2 separate regions of the Homo sapiens genome follow, and region 1 is linked to region 2. Evidence: chromatin loops called from intact Hi-C (ENCODE). Cell type or tissue: heart right ventricle. All regions are shown on one strand. Links, peaks and the distances in the headings refer to the core of each region. The heading gives the core; the rest is flanking DNA.

The links. A loop is a pair of places that touch in the nucleus more often than their neighbours do. Peaks named below come from ENCODE experiments on the same cell type or tissue, not always from the same donor. Only the 100,000 strongest peaks of a DNase experiment are listed, where the experiment ranks them.
Region 1: a loop joins it to region 2, with 5 times the contacts of the local background. A loop is called at or near these places in 2 of 110 quality-filtered maps.

Annotation. Positions count from the first base shown.
Region 1 is chr21:17,886,158-17,889,068 of GRCh38, forward strand. All of the region lies in intron 2 of LOC124900465 (a long non-coding RNA gene), which reads left to right. Among named protein-coding and RNA genes, the nearest start is that of LINC03147, 2.0 kb to the left of the region's middle. In heart right ventricle, for the core only: no CTCF peak of the experiment used is centred there; no DNase peak of the experiment used is centred there.
Region 2 is chr21:17,687,424-17,690,334 of GRCh38, forward strand. No RefSeq gene overlaps it. Among named protein-coding and RNA genes, the nearest start is that of BTG3, 76 kb to the left of the region's middle. RefSeq lists an enhancer at 959-1,861. In heart right ventricle, for the core only: a CTCF peak has its summit at 1,611 (motif pointing right); DNase peaks (open chromatin) are centred at 1,608 and 1,878; H3K27ac peaks cover 441 bases.

The sequences.
Region 1 (2,911 bases), core at 220-2,719, 200 kb after region 2:
TTTCTTTATTGGAACTTGAGTTTGGGAAACCAAGTTCCTTCTCAAAGACCCAGGCTATATTCTCATCCTAGTGAAATTCCTTCCAGATATTTCTTTCTTTTTTACTGAATTAGATGAATGTCATTTACATTGAATCCTTACTCTATCCTAGAGCTTTTAGTAAAACTCTATGATTCAAGTCAAGTCATCTAGGTTTGGCTCCTGACATGAGAATGAAGCTTTTATAGTTTAGAGACCACCTTTCTTTATCACAATAGGCTGGCTTGCAAGACTAATGCTTCACTGTGGACTCAAGAGTTTCTTTGGGTTTTTTTGGTAGTCAAAAGCTGAATATTAGATATATCCTTCTTTTTTTGCATTCCTACTTTCATGTGTAAATTCACACAGCTGGCAAGAGGAAGGTTGATATTTTTTATCACCAGCACCTTAATGTTGACTTGGGTTTTTCTCATTTGTCAAACCTACTCCTTTTCTGCCTCTCCACAGACTTTGTGGTTCTGCTATATTTGGCCCTATGTGATTATGCTGTATTGACCCAGTTGCCCCTAATCATGCTGTCTGTGCTCAGTACCTGCAGAAAAGATAAGATATTTCTTTTTCCTCTTTTCTTCAGAGCTAAACAACAGTTTAGAGCTTCCTTGCAGATAGGTGGGACTCTATGTCTAAGTTCTGGCCAGGGAATATGTGTGGAAATGACACACCCTACTTCCAAGGCTGCCTTCTAACACTTCTTTTGCAGTCCTCCATAAACTTTTTTATAGTTTGTCAGTTGGCCAGAGGGAGAGGATTCACTGAAGGAAGGGCCCTGAGGTCCTAGGGGATGACAGGTCTACCCAATCAACTTTCCGGGTCTATTATTCACTGACCTCTAATTAAAATTTAAGATCTCTTTTAATTGTGAATATAGTCTTAATTTGAAGAGTATTTCCAGTATCTCTTACTTTGTCACTTATAGAATTATAGATATTTTTATATTGCTTTACAGATATCTCAAAATATTAATTACACTCATTTCTAGTTTGACATTGAACTAGTTATTATTAGACTTGCCACTGAATCTTGTTATTTAATATACTAAAAACAAGTACATAATTAGCTTATTTGAAGTTTAAAAGATATATTTAGGGCTGGCCACAATGGCTTACACCTGTAATCCCAGCATTTTGGGAGGCTGAGGGAGGAGGATTGCTTGAGACCAGGAGTTTGAGACTAGCCTGGGTAACATAGTGAGACACAGTCTTTACAAAAAATTTAAAACCTAGCTGGGCGTGGTGGCATGTGCCTGTAGTCTTAGCTACTCGGGAGGCTGAGGCAGGAGGATCACTTGAACCCAAGAGTTAGAGGCTGTGGAGAGCAATGATTATGCTACTGTGCCACAGAACAAGACCTTGTCTCTTAAAAAAAGTATATATAAAACTGTATTTAAATATACTTGCTTTCATTTTCATCTTATGTATTTTATCTGTGTTTTTTTTCGCTTGATTTTTGGCCCTCTGTGGTGTCTCTCACCATATCTGGTAATTTTTGATTAAGTGATGGATATTACCATGGTATTTTTGGTTAAATGCAGAAGGAAAGCCATTTAAGAAAGTCACTGGGCCAGGATGTGTATCTTAAATATATTATACTGTTTTACCCCCTTACTCTTATCAATGTTTCTCAATTTGGCTTTATTAAAAGGATTAAACCCTAGAGAAGATGAAATCATTGTGTGACCATTTTCCATAGGTGGTCTTTAGCTGGTATCATTTTAGATGCACAGGGACACAGTCAATTCATTATACCTATAGTAGTTGCCTCATGGCATTGAGTTTGATTCTCTCTCAGAACCCTGGTTGAGAAAGGCTGCTCTGGATGACAGGAAAATTTTAAGAGACAGGGCAGCTTCAATTCATCTGATCCCTGCAAAGGAGTGACCAGCAAGAAAATTATGGTCCTAAGACAGTTTAGGGGAATCAGCAAAAATGGAGTAGATTTTGCCATTCTTATTTGTGGAAAGAGGGCATTCAGTTAGCCTCTGTTGGGCTATGAAGCCTCTAGAAAACGGTGGTCTGATCAGCTCAGAGTGTTGATCTAGAATTACTGTAAAAGCAAAAATTAAAGAAAGATAATGTGCTTTCAGCTGTAGGCACTTTGATAACCTTGAGACTGTTTGGGATTGATGCCTTCAAGAAATATTAGGGAGATATTGTCAGACTTTTGCATAATAATTTCTATTATTAGTTCACAGTAAAAACTGCTATCAAGGTTGGCCAATGGGATTGCTTACACACCATTGCCTAATCCTTGGGGGAAGTAAATGAACGTGACATTCTTCTTTGTACCTCTTCCATTAAAACGCTATCTGTGAAAGAATAGAATCTGATGGGTAATGCGCAGAAACTAAAGCAGTGAATAATACTCATTACTCTCAGAGACTATTCAGCTTGGCATTATTTGCTTTTCCTCTTCTGATGAAAATCTCTAAAAATTTTTCAGAAGCTATGAATATAAAAATTATAACCTAAGGATTCCCAGCAGGTTGAATTATTTGCTGAAACACTTACGAACAGCAGGTGTTTAGAGAATATGTGGCATCAAAAGCCATTTTCTCTCAGCCAAAGCATTCTTTTCACATGGAGGCATAAAATGCTATCAAGATTCAGATTTAAAAATGCTGAGGCATCTGTTATTTTTTCTCTCCCATCTCTGTATTTGAGTTTTTTTTTCATTTTTAGGTTATTTTAGGCATTTTATCTTTTGTATCTTTTGGTAGTAAACAAAATATTATTTATTTATTATTTTTTCTGTAATTCTTTGGACTTAATCACTTGTAGACAAATTAAACATATTCATTATACAATTTTTAGTCAGTAGTTCTCTGAATACTCCCAATCTGAGGTTAATAGGAATTATAGGCATTATCATTTAA
Region 2 (2,911 bases), core at 141-2,640:
TGTTAGTTGAGTCTCTTCAAGGCAGCATATAGTTGGTTGGTGAGTTCTTATCCATTCTGTGGTTCTCTATCTTTTAAGTGGAGCACTTAGGCCATTTACATTCAACGTTAGTATTGAAACGTGAGGTACCATTGCTTTCATCATGTTCCTTGTTGCCTGTGTACTTTGGTGGTTTCTTTTTTGTTTTTGCTTTTTAACTTGTATTTTTGTTTTATAGGTTCTATGTGATTTATGTTTTAAAGAGGTTCTATTTTGATTTGTTTCAAGATTTAGAGCTCCTTTAAGCAGTTCTTGTAGTGGTGGCTTGGAAGTGGCAAATTCTCTCAACATTTGTTTGTCTGAAAAAGACTATTTTTTCTTCATGTATGATGCTTAGTTTCACTGCATACAAAATTCTTGGCTCATAATTGTTTTGTTTGAGGAGGCTGAAGGTACGTCCCCAATCCCTTCTAGCTTGTAGGGTTTCTGCTGAGAAATCTGCTGTTAATCTGATAGGTGTTCCTTTGTAGGTTACTTGGTGCTTCTGTCTTGTGGCTTTTAAGATTCTTTCCTTTGTCTTAACTTTGGATAACCTGATGACAATGTGGCTAGGCAAAGATCTTTTTGCAATGAATTTCCCAGGTGTCCTTTGTGCTTCTTGTACTTGGCTCTCTAGATCTCTCACAAGGCCAGGGAATTTTTCCTTAATTATTCCCTCAAACATGTTTTCCAGGCTTTTAGAATTCTCTTCTTCCTCAGGTACACCAATTTTTCTTAGGTTTGGTTGTTTAACATAATCCCAGACTTCTTGGAGGCTTTGTTTATATTTTCTTATTCTTTTCTCTTTGTCAGATTGGGTTAATTCAAAGACCTTGTCTTTGAGCTCTGAATTTCTTCCTTCTACTTGTTCAATTCTATTGCTGTGACTTTCCAGAGCATTTCAGATTTCTAAAAGTGTGTCCAAAGTTTCCTGAATTTTTATTGTTTTTTCTTTAAGTGATCTATATCCATGAATATTTCTCCCTTCACTTCTTGTATCAGTTTTTTGGATTTCTTTGCATTGGGCTTCACCTTTCTCTGGTCCCTCCCTGATTAGCTTATTAACTAACCTCCTGAATTCTTTTTTCAGGTAAATCAGGGATTTCTTCTTGGTTTGGATCCATTGCTGGTGAACAAGTGTGATTTTTTGGGGGTATTGAAGAGCCTGGTTTTGTCATATTACCAGGATTGGTTTTCTGGTTCTTTCTCATTTGGGTAGGCTCTGTCAGAGGGAAGGTCTAGGGCTGAAGGCTGTTGTTCAGGTTCTTTTGTCCCATGGGGTGTTCTCTTGATGTAGTACTGTCTCCCTTTTCCTATAGATGTGGCTTCCTGTGAGCTGAACTGCAGTGATTGTTGTCTCTCTTCTGGGTCTAGCCACCCAGCGAGTTTCCCAGCTCTGGGCTGGTACTGGGGTTTGTCTGCACAGAGTCCTGTGATGTGAACCATCTATGGGTCTCTCAGCTGTGGTTACCAGCACCTTTTCGGGTGGAACTGGCAGAAGGTGCAATGGGCTCTGTGAGGTTCCTTAGCTTTGGTGGTTTAATGCTCTATTTTTGTGCTGTTTGGCCTCCTGCCAGGAGGTGGCGCTTTCCAGAAAGCATCAGCTGCAGTAGTGTGGAGAGGGACTGGCAGTGGGTGTGGCCCTAGAACTCCCAAGATTATATGCCCTTTGTCTTGCACTACCGGGGTGGATAGGCTAGGACCACCAGGTGGGGGCAGGGCTGGGTGTGTCTGAGCTCAGACTCTCCATGGGCGGGTCTTGCTGCTGCTGCTGTGGGGGATAGGGTTGAGGTTCCCAGGTCACTGGACTTGTGTACCTAGCAGGATTATGGCTGCCTCTGCTGAGTCATGCAGGTTGTCAGGGAAGTGGGGGAAAGCCGGCAGTCACAGACCTCACCCAGCTCCCATGCAAACTGAAGGGCTGGTCTCACTCCCACCATGCCCTGGCCAACAGCCCAGAATCTGTTTCCAGGAGGAGGGTGAGATGGGCTTGAAAATTTGCCTGAGGCTATCCACCTCCCAGCTGGGAGAGAATAACGCTTTAGTTCTTCTCCTGCCTGTGAAGTCTGCATGCCTGATTCGTGCCCTCCCGAGTTCTTGCCCAGAGGCTTCTTGCCCTGTTCAAATTGTTACAAAGTTCAGCTAGAGAATTCCTTCTCCCTGTAGTTTCACCCCCTGCTCCTCTGGCCACCCTCCTGATGTGTGGTCCCAGGCAGGAACTGGCTGCTTAGGGACCCAGCGAGCTCCCAGGGCCTTTCTGCTGCTTCCTCTACCCCATATTTCACTCGGCTCTCTAACTGGACTCGGCACCAGGTAAAGTCGAAAACTTCTCCCTCAAACAGAACTTCGGTTTCTCCAGTGGGTGTGTGTGTCCAGGAGAGGTGGATCTTCCTTTCCCACTTCTATGGTTGGGACACTCACAGTATTTGGGGTGTCTCCCAGGTCCTGCAGGAGCAGTCTGCTTCCTTCAGAGGATCTGTAGTTCCTCTCGGTGTTGCTGGTTTGTTTTTGCAGTCAATGTATTTGACTTTTTAAAATTCTGGTCCAACGTATTTTAAATCCCCAATTCATGGGTTATAATCACAAAGACATAAGGATGAATTTGAGGCTCTGGAACTGAGCTCCTGGGTCTCTGTCTTGCCTGATCCTCTTAGCTGGAGGCAGAGTCAGAGCTCTGGGTTTAGGTCACTTGAGCAGGTACAGAATAGTGTGAGTGATGGATGGGTTAATATGCCTACCATCTCTTCTCTTAAGCACCAGGTGGGGAGAAGACCAAGCAGGGAGATGTCAAGTCCTCATGTCAGGGGCATTTGAACTAGAGTGACTCCATCTTGAATGGGGGCTAGGTAAAATAAGGCTGAGACCTGCTGGGCTGCATTCCCAGGAGGTTAAG